Regions from separate parts of the Homo sapiens genome. Here region 1 is linked to region 2. Evidence: chromatin loops called from intact Hi-C (ENCODE). Cell type or tissue: MCF 10A. All regions are shown on one strand. Each heading gives the region's core, and the rest is flanking DNA. Links, peaks and the distances in the headings are about the cores only. Region 1 has its middle 11 kb from the start of NDP-AS1. Region 2 has its middle 94 kb from the start of MAOA.

Region 1 (5,383 bases), core at 142-5,141, 190 kb before region 2:
TGACCAATATCAGAACATAGTTAGCTCTATTATTTTACATACAGTAGCATTGCTGATAATGCATCATTCATCTTGAGAATTTAAAATATTAAATTCCATATTTTATGGAAATGTGTCTCATTTTTCCTTTTCATTTCCTCCTAGCTCACTCTTCCTCCCTCTTCCCTTCTAACAAAGGCTCCAAGCAGCAGATGGATGGGAAGGGATTGGGGGTTGTTCAGTGGTGGGTGGGTCAGCTTTCCCTTTGCTTTTGTGCATTGAAGCCCTGGATATATGCCAGGGGTATTTGACTAAAAAAGAAAGAGAGATACAAGCATTTAGTCAGAGTGCTCATCCATAATTAAGTTGCTTAGTTGCAGGGCCATCAAAGGAAAACTTCAAATACCCTGATAGCAAAAGCCACCTGTGCTGAAAGCAGAGAAGCAGGATCATGCAGGGGAAATGCAGAGCCATGGCAGATACTCAGAAACAGTGGGCAGAGAGGACATTTTGAAAGACAAAGGCAAGGCCCCAGGCTGTGAGTCAGAGGAAACTGGCAAGAGTTTGTTGAATCTAGACTCGCAATCTATTGCTGGGGCCTGTTTTCATAAGCGAGAGCCTTCAGCCTTTCTTTGTGCAGTGTGTTGCCTTAAACAGGAGTGTCTGCTTTTAAGATAAGAAGTCAATGACATCCCTCATAGAATCTTTACTTTGTATCAAGGATGGTGCTAGACAGGATAGATACACTAATTTAATCTTCTCAACAATTTTTTAAAGATTTATTTATTTATGTGTAGACAGTCTCACTCTGTTTCCCATGCTGGAATGCAACGTTGCAATCATAGCTCACTGCGGCCTCAAACTCCTGGGCTCAAGAGGTCCTCCTTCCCCAACCACCCAAGTAGCTGGGACTACAGGCCTACACCACCATGCCCAGCTATTTTTTAAATTTTGTAGAGACAAAGTCTCGCTATGTTGCCCGGCCTGGTCTTGAACTCCTGGCCTCAAGTGATCCTCCTGCCTCAACCTCCCAAAGTGCTAGGATTACAGGCCTGAATCACCGCTGAGCCTAAAATCTTTTTAGTTAACCACATCTTACAGACAAGGAAACCAAAGCCTAGAGAAGTTGTATGATTTTCCCCAAGTCTCACAGCCAGTAAAGGACAGGGGTAAACTTCGACCACAGATCTCTGTGTCTACTAAGCTTAAGATTCCTTGTTGTTTCATCCACCCTCCCTCCTCACACCTACCTGGGTTTGACCCTTATACAAGGCACTTTCCCATTGGATGACTACATCAAAGTACCTGGTCAGGATCAAAGGTAAATTTCTTCTAAAAACCACATGCCACCCAAGTCTTTTATAAAACCAGCGTGTATTTCTAAAACGTCTTTGGGAGCACATGAGCTTCCAGGGACTCTGGGGACTCCAACGAAACACCGGGGCCCCTATAAAATTAAAACTTCCCGAGGAAATTTTAAGTCAGACTTCTCTTGGCCTTGAGTCCAAATAATTTCAGTGAAAGTTGGCTGAGCTTAAGAATTGTATAACAAAGACTTGCCTGGGTCATTTTATTTTGCTCCCCGCAATGATATGAAAGAGAGGTAAGGGACCGGGCCATCTATATAATCTTCCCAAAACCCAGGGCCACACTGATGGCAGAATTGGTGGGGCCCCTAGAGATAATGGCCTTGCTTTAGAAATGAAAGGCTCAAAGAGGTTAAAGTCACAAACCTAGGACACAGTAATGCAGGACTGGAGCCTCAATCGCTCAGGCCCAAGCTAATGGTTATTATTGGATGTCTGCCCCATTCTTCTTCCCAACCCTGCCCCCCTGACTCCTGCACTCATGGCCAAGTTTAGATAAGGCTCAATTTCAGAGTGAATTTAGGCCAACACAGCTTCTGATACACATGGACTACGCTTTTACCTCTTTCAAACAGGCAAGCGCTACAGACAACATGCACTTCTCCAGGAATACAACCTAAGTCACAGACACATAGTATACAGTAGGGGCCTACTGTGTCATTCCAGGTAGGCAAAAGTTTTCAGAGTATCAGTCTCCCAAATAATTATATCATCAGAGCAAAAAGCATTTTGAGCAACATGCACATTGACAGTCAAGACATTTGGTATGAAGCCTTTAGATGGTGCTAATGGTCTACTATAACACAAAATCTGCAAGTACTCTTTTAAACTTGAAATCAAAGAGGTGGATGAGACCTCAAGAGTCTAGCTATATTTCAAACATCCTGTGCCCAGTCAGGGAAACCCATTCACAGATTTGGAGGCATCTTGACAAGAATAAATTTCTGGGGCATTGGTTGCCACAGCAAAGTTTTGGTGATGCTAAATGTACCAAGTTATTCTGGGCAGGTCTCATGCAATCCATGCCATCAGTCAATACTTTAAACACGAATATACATCCTCTGGATTCAGATTTATCTTGTGTCTTTGTGTATTGACTGGAGCTTGTGGCAATCTTGGTTCATAATGTCTGATTATGTTGCTGGATTGTGCGTTGGAGCCATTCATTTTGTGGAACAATTTTCTTCAGGAAAGCCTCATTCATTCAATTAAGAAAGAACTGGTAAAATTCTAGCATCATTCATTTTTTTCTTGCTCTGAAAAGAGGGATGGGGAAGAGCACATCACACTATAGCAACATTTCTACAACAGGCTTTTATGTCTTCTTTCTTTTTCTTTTCCACACGTTGTGAGTTCCTGAGACTCCATCAGTCTCAGAGTCCTGCCAAAAGAGACAATGCTTTGCTATCCAATTTTTCTTATGCATTGAGAAGCCCTGGACATTGATGACGTTTTCTCTGCAGGAAGGAAAATAACTTCTTGTCCATTCACATGGATGGCTCTGCACATGTGGGAGCTGACATAGGTTTCCAAAGTCAGATGTCACACCTAATATAGATACATGGTGCTTATGGGAATGTGTGCTTGCATGTATATGTATCTCCACTCTGATTAGAAGAACGACTCAGGAGCAAGAAGGGGGCAAAAGTCAGGATGGAGGTGAAGTTCCCATCCAGAACACTGAACAAGAAAAAGGTTTGGGAGGATCATGGTGCCATTATTATAATGTCTGGATTTCTATTATAGTGGAAAAAAATATTTTTTCCAGAAAGTTCATGTCGGGGTGGAATTAGATTCAAAGGGATGGAAATCTTGAGGAGATAGATTTCAATTCAATTCCAATGGAATTTTTCAGTTTTTAAAAATTAAAAAAAATCTGACTTACAGAAGAGTTGCAAAAATGTAAAAGGACACCCATATGCTGTTCACCTAGGTTCCTCAATTGTTAATATTTTGCAGTATTTTCTTCCTTTGTCTCTCTCTCTCTCTATATATATATATAATTACTATTTGACAGTAAGCAGCATTATAATATCCCCTTGTTTTATATATGTGTGTTACTATTTGACAGTAAACAGCATTATTTATATATAAATATATGTATATGCAAGCACATATTCCCACTATATATATAATACATGTATGTTATATATATGTTACTATTTGACAGTAAACAGCATTATAATATCCCTTTATTCCTCGATATTTCATCTTGCATTTCCTAAGAACAAGGACATTCTCTTACATAACCAGGGTAAAATGATACTAAAATTTCAGCAATTGTCTCATTGATGAACTTGTAACAATATTTTTCCCTCTGATCCAGGATCCACTAGGATACATTACTGGTGATGTTAATAAATATGAACTGTTTAAGATTTAGGATTTTCAAAACTGAAAGAGGCTATATCACAAATCAAATTTTAAGTATCAGCACAGCAAATATATCATATAGGAGACACCAGCTTGACGTGTGTGGCAGAGTAAATGACCTTTTTGAATAAATAACCAAAACCTTTATGGTTAGGACTTTTTGTGTCCTGTGTAGGAAATTTTGTCTGATCCAAAGTTATGAAGATGTCCTCCTATGTCTTCTTCTGGAATCTTATAGCTCCAGGCTTTATATTCAGGTTTATGATCTATTCTGAATAAATTTTTGTCAATGGTGTAGAGGTCGAAGTTCTTTTTTTAAATTTTATCCAATTGCTCTGGTTCCATTTGTTTAAAACATTACAGTCCTGCTAATCTTCAGAAATCTTGCATAGATGAAGAAATTTGGCCAAAGAGTTGCACCCTGATACAGAGCTGGGTGGAGAGGGCACTGCGTTGAGAGGTGTGGTCATATGAGGTGGAGAGGGATTGTATTCTTTTGGCTTGAATGTCAGTCATTGGAAATTAGTCCTGGGGGTCTGCGATGTGACTTGTGGTCTTCCTCCTGAATTTCAGAAAATCACAAGAGACTTGCTTGCTGTTTCAGAAAACTCCCATCAATGACCTGGTTGAACGGTAAATTACCACTCAGGTGAGGTTGTTCCTGCCCTAAAAGCTGCAACCGAGAGTCTAGCAGTGCCCAAAGGCAGTAAGTATATGGATCAGAATTTCAGTGTGGATTCAACCTGAAAACTATAGGATGCTGTGAGAGTTTTTTTTCAGGGAAAGGGGACGAATTTAGTTGGAACATGGGGTTTCCAAAGAAGAGACATTCAGGCTGAGACTTGAAGGACGAGCAAAAGAGAGCCAGGTGAAGAAGAGGGTTTGGATGGTGCCAAACACATAAGGGAGGTGGAGGAGCTGGCATCCAGCTGGCAGCCACACAGACTGGGAAGTGAGAAGCTGGGCAGGGGATGGAGGAGCATAAATATGACATGGGAAAGCAGGCAGGGTCTGACTTGCCTTGCCAAGGACTCCCTATTTAATAAATAGTGCTCGGATAACTGGCTAGACTTATGTGGAAGATTGAAACTAAACCCCTTCCTTACACCATATACAAAAATCACTCTGGGAGGCCGAGGCAAGTGGATCACCTGAGGTCAGGAGTTGGAGACCAGCCTGGCCAACATGGTGAAACCCTGTCTCTACTAAAATTACAAAATTTAGCCAGTTGTGGTGGCACATGCCTGTGGCAGTAGAATCGCTCAAACTTGGGAAGAGGAGGTGACAGAGCGAGACTCTCTCTGTTTTTTGTTTTTTGAGACAGACTCTCACTCTGTCACCCAGGCTGAAGTGCAGTGGTGGGATCTCAGCTCACTGCAACCTCCTCCTCCTCCTCCCAAGTTCGAGCAATTCTACTGCCTCAGCCTCCTGAGTAGCTGGGACCACAGGGGTGCCCCACCACAACTGGCTAAATTTTGTATTTTTAGTAGAGACAGGGTTTCACCAGGCATAAGTCTAGCCAATTATCCCAGCACCATTTATTAACTAAGGAGTCCTTTTTCCATTGCTTGTTATTGTCAGCTTTGTCGAAGATCAGATGGTTGTAGGTGTGTGACTTCATTTCCGGGTTCTCTAACCTGTTCCACTGATCTATGTGTCTGTTT
Region 2 (5,383 bases), core at 298-5,297:
TCAAAATAACTTGGCTACTTGTCCCAGGAAATACTTGCTCCTGGAATACAAAGCTTTGAAGTAACACAAATAGATTATTTATCAAGACTAACAGCTTGCTCATCAAGACTTGCTTTAAGACACCACTTTACTTTGCCTACCAATCCACAACTACTCTATCATAAACTTTTCCAATTCCAACCAGTTTTTTGCCTTGCAAGATCTGCCTTAAAAACAACCCCCAAATTGAAAACCCTGTGAACCCTCCCCCAATTTTTCCACTTTGAGACACTAGTAAGACTGTCAATGCGATGTTCTTCCTTATGCAATGTGTCTGATAAACTTAGCTTTTCTTGATTGACATGTTTTCTGATGATCTTTTGGGAAGTCAATGGTTGGCAAGTGCCTGGTAGGATACTCTTGCTTTGGGGCTTGGCCATCTAAAGGGATGCCTGAGCAGGTTCATGTGAAAGTCCAGTATTCAGTTGTGTGCAGAGTCTGAAAGAAATTCAGTTATTGGGGTTAAAGAATAGAAATTTCTCTTCTGTCGTTTATTAAAGGTACAAACTTGGAATCTAGTTTCGTGCTTATGTAAGACAAATACATTTGCTTCTCAGGATCCCAGATGCAAGCCTTTTCAGGCTTTGTAGAAGACAAAGCTGGATAGAAGCTATATTGGGGTGTGTGTGTGATAGGGAAGAGGGTAGGCATTGGTGGAAGCAGGGCAGAGCCATGTGGTTTTAAATCATTAAAAGTTCTACTTGCTGCTCCAAATTCAGGTGCCTGGAACAGCAGGGATTTAAGGACAGACCAATTGTGGCATTTAACTCTTGGTTTTCAAAAATATTGAGGCCCATATGGTAGGCTAGACAATAGCCTGGCTGAAGATGTTCACGTCCTAACTCTGGGGCAAATGAATATGTTACCTTACATGGCAAAGGGACTTTGCAGATGTGATTAAGGATTATAAAATAGGGAGATAATCCTCATGGGCCCAATGTACTCACAAAGGTTCTCTTAAGAGGGAGGCAGGAGGCTCAAAGTGAGGAGGAGATGGTGCATCCATGGAAACAAGAGATTGGAGTGATGCAGCCACAAGCCAAGGAATGCTAGCAGCCTTTGGAAACAGAAAGAGGCAAGGAATGAGTTCTCCCTTGGAGCTTCCAGAAGGAACCATTCCTGCTAACACCTTGATTTTAGCCCTGTAAGACTCATTTTGAACTTTTGACTTCCAGAACTGTAAAATAATAAGCTTGTGTTGTTTTAAGCTACTAAGCTTGTGCCATTTTGCTACAGGGGCAATAGGACATTAATACAGCCAACAAAATTAAAATGGCTGATATAGCAAAGGTGGTCAGGCTGCTTGAGGGAGAAGCTGACTTACCCTCACTCCCTTTGGCCTGTCTGAACTGGCCCCATCTCTCAGTGGACTTACCTTTCAGATGTATCCTCCAGCCAGCTCTACACAGTCTAAATATAAGGCCCATCTAATACCAGCTGCCTCATTGGACTCATCTAGGGACCTCATACCTGCATCTTCCATGTTTGCTAGTTGATGTGATAGAATAGTCTATAGTAGCCAGATGAATACACGACACCAGGCAAACAGACCTCCTTTGCTCATTTTCTTAATGTAAACCTAATTCACTGCCAGATGTATTACATATTTAGTGTATGTCTGGCATGGGGTACACAGTTTACCAGCTTAGATGTTGATCTTGCTGAAGACAGAGTTGCCAAGGTTTAGTTCCACTGAAATCCCATATAGTGAACCCACGGGACACTTATGTACCATTCCAGATGCCAGCCACTATTAGGTGTATGTTTTCTGAATTTGTACAGCCCCAAATAATCTAGGGTGCTCTGAGGACCTCTAAGGTGGTCCAAGCACTATACAGTGCCTAAAAGAAACACAATTTTGACGCCCAAATCTTAAAAGTAATGTAAATATTTACTATACCACAAAACTCCTAGCCAAACTTAGGAAGCTTCCTTCCTTCCTTCTTTCCTTCTTTCCTTCCATCTCCTTAGGTTGTCAAAACAGCTTTTGAAAGCCCCTTCTTCTCCCATCATTCTCAGCAAACTAACGCAGGAACAGAAAACCAAACACTGCATGTTCTCACTCATAAGTGGGAGTTGAACAATGAGAACACATGGACACAGGGAGAGGAACATCACACACCAGGGCCTGAGGGGGCAAGAGGACGGAGAGCATTAGGACAAATACCTAATGCATGCAGGGCTTAAGACCTAGATGACGGGTTGATAGGTGCAGCAAACCACCATGGCACATGTATATCTATGCAACAAACCTTCATGTTCTGCACATGTATCCCAGAACTTAAAATAAAATCGAAAGAGAAAACCCCTTCTTCTGTCCAGCTGCACTCCTCCACAGCCCCAAGTTGCCTTTCTGAAACTTTCTCCTCTCCCCAGCTCCCTTCTCCTGCTTTCCCCAGATTACTTCCCTGCCCTTTCTAAGGTGAAAGCAATTCCACCTGTCTCATCTCCCATCGATGTTCTTTTCACCCATTACCCAGATGCACACAACAGAGGCTGAAAAACCAAGAAGTTCTAACAAAAAACCTTCCTGAGAGATTAGGGCAGAGGAAAGGCTGCAAATATTAGATATCAATATTGATCCATGTCACAACTGAAAACAAAGTAAGAGAGTGCAGGCAAATGTGTTGGAGGAAATTCTGGGTGGAGGTGACGCTTCTTAGTTTCCCCAAGAGCGAGGCTGTCTTGAATACTTTAGGATTTCCACTAGAAGGAAACAACACTAATTGGCCAGAAGATGGCACTCTTTTAAAACAAATTGGGGCCGCCCCCTAGCACAGGTGCTGGAAGATAGTCAATCACAGTCGTTAAAGAGCTCCAAGTGCAGAGAAGGGCTGGGCAGACAGGGGAACAGTAAAAGACTGATGGGGTGAACTACGGTCAATGGGACAAATAGGACTTAACAGTCAGCACTTATTAGTTGCAGATGTGGTTTTCTTTACCATTTAGTCATGCCATTTCTATTTTTTACTTCCTGTCTCACTATGTGGTGTCCTTAGTCTCTTGCCACACAGTGATGCTTATGGAGGCCTGAGGATTCTGGTAACTTCCTCTTAAATCGTGCTTCCCCTGCATTCCTAGCACCTCATGCTTTTCTGTAATAGCACTGACCAGAGCCACAATTAATGTGTTCCACAGTATCTACAATCAACTGTGTGCTCCATGAGGTGGGCTGTGTCTTGTACACTGCTGAATCACAGCATGGTGCCTACCTACCACATAGTAGGTGCTCAATAAGTAGGTGTTGAATGATTGTAAGAAATTCAAGGTAATAACTGCTCGCAAAACTTAAGCAGTGCTTCCTTTCTGCTATTCTAAAAGGTTGATGGAGAAGAGCTGATGCCTACTGAGTGCTTGCTGCATTAAGCCGTTACCTGCATTATCTCTGTTTTCCCATCAATTCTGTAAGACAGGTACTTCAAGCCACAGTACTTATCTAGGGGCATGTAAAAAGTAAATGACACAAGGTGCAGGGGTGCCCTATATCAATCCATCAAGATTCTCATTACTGCACTACTCTGTGGACCTTTAAGCACCCCACCCCCGCCAATCTTCGTCTCTTTCCCTGTCCCTACCTCCCCATCCCCCAGCACACACCCACACCTCTTTCCTCCACTCTATTTCACCCATAGACCTCGGTGGTTTGTGGAAAATATATGAGGCCCATTAATAGGAAAACCTGGTTCCCATTGAGGTGTTACTGTTTGGAGTGTAAATAAATAGTAGCCTTTGATGGATCACACGTGCATTAAGGGGAGGTCTTACTTGAAGGGCCCACAGCCCACCTTGAATGAATGGCAAGTTTCCTCAAGCCAGCTTTTTCACATGAGGCTTCCAAAGCTGCTTTTCAGAAACTTGGCTCCAGGCTGAGACAACCAGTTCACATCTACTGTCACTTTGAGACCTGCTTTTGCCTTCAAACTCTGAAAAGAATGGCCTTGATCAAGGAAGAGAGCCAAGCCCTGGGCTCTGATAGAGGAAAGAGAACTGTTACTATTACCTAGTACCTTCCTTTGTTTTCATCCTCTTCCTCTAATGTCTCAGTCAGCTTCCTTAGGCTAAGGGGCATGCCTTGCACATTTACCACCACCTCAGTGTAAAGCAAGGAGTATAGTTTGAAAAAATTAATACACTCAATGTTGATGTCCTGTTTGCTGAAATTATATCATAGCACAGAATAAATGTTAATAGAAGAGCGGTGATTTCTATCTCACTGCAAATATGTGGTTTTTCCAATAAAGTCTGACACTGCTCTCGTCAATCGTGACATTCACATAGCAGGAGATAAACACTGCCACGGTATGCTGGGCTGGGGAAGGGTAATTTCTTAAGGGAGATTTCTGGTCTAAGAAGACTTTTTTCTGTCTTTGTTTTTCTTTTTTGCCATTCCAACCCAGGCCTCTCCTACTCACTCCAGGTAGTTTTACAAAGTGGTTGCTGATCTTTGTGCTTATTTCTCAGAAAATCAGACATCCAAAAAGAACTTGTAAGTGATGGAAAATACATCATTTAAGTGATGCAAAACCAAACCTTGCACTTCTTTATCAAGGACTTGAAGACAACTTGGACATGTGAACCAAGCCTTCAAATGTGTTTTATTTTTTATTTTATTTTATTTTTATTTATTTTATTTATTTTTATTTTTTTATTTTTTTTGAGACAGAGTCTCACTCCGTCACCAGGGCTGGAGTGCAGTGGCACGATCTTGGCTCACTGCAACCTCCGCCTCCCTAGTTCAAGCGATTCTCCTGCCTCAGCTTCCTGAATAGCTGGGACTACAGGCACTTGCCACCACGCCCAGCTAATTTTTGTATTTTTAGTAGAGACGGGGTTTCACCATGTTGGCCAGGATGGTCTCGATCTCTTGACCTCGTGATCCGCCCGCCTTGGCCTCCCAAAGTGCTGGGATTACAGGCGTGAGCCACCGTGCCCGGCCTTTTATTTTTTGAGACAGAGTTTTGCTCTTGTCATCCAGGCTGGAGTGCAATGGCGCGATCTCGGCTCACTGCAACCTCTGCCTCCCAGGTTCAAGTGATTCTCCTGTCTCAGCCTCCCAAGTAGTTGGGATTACAGGCATGCACCACCACGCTGGGCTAATTTTTGTATTTTTAGTAGAGACAGGATTTCACCATGTTGGTCAGGCTGGTCTTGAACTCCTTACCTCAAATAATCCACCTGCCTCGGCCTCCCAAAGTGCTGGGATTAGAGGTGTGAGCCACTGCACCCACCCCAAATGTGTTTTAATTGATCAGCAATCTTTTCAAGGAATTTGAATATAAATGCTCTTTAGAAGGGCACATACTTCCTAGGTCAGCCAGTCCTCAGTATTCCCAAATGTCTTATG

What was found. A loop is a pair of places that touch in the nucleus more often than their neighbours do. Peaks named below come from ENCODE experiments on the same cell type or tissue, not always from the same donor. Only the 100,000 strongest peaks of a DNase experiment are listed, where the experiment ranks them.
Region 1: a loop joins it to region 2, with 9 times the contacts of the local background. A loop is called at or near these places in 3 of 110 quality-filtered maps.

Annotation. Positions count from the first base shown.
Region 1 is chrX:43,936,139-43,941,521 of GRCh38, reverse strand. No RefSeq gene overlaps it. Among named protein-coding and RNA genes, the nearest start is that of NDP-AS1, 11 kb to the left of the region's middle. In MCF 10A, for the core only: a CTCF peak has its summit at 2,109; a DNase peak (open chromatin) is centred at 521.
Region 2 is chrX:43,747,979-43,753,361 of GRCh38, reverse strand. No RefSeq gene overlaps it. Among named protein-coding and RNA genes, the nearest start is that of MAOA, 94 kb to the right of the region's middle. In MCF 10A, for the core only: a CTCF peak has its summit at 2,771 (motif pointing right); a DNase peak (open chromatin) is centred at 2,811.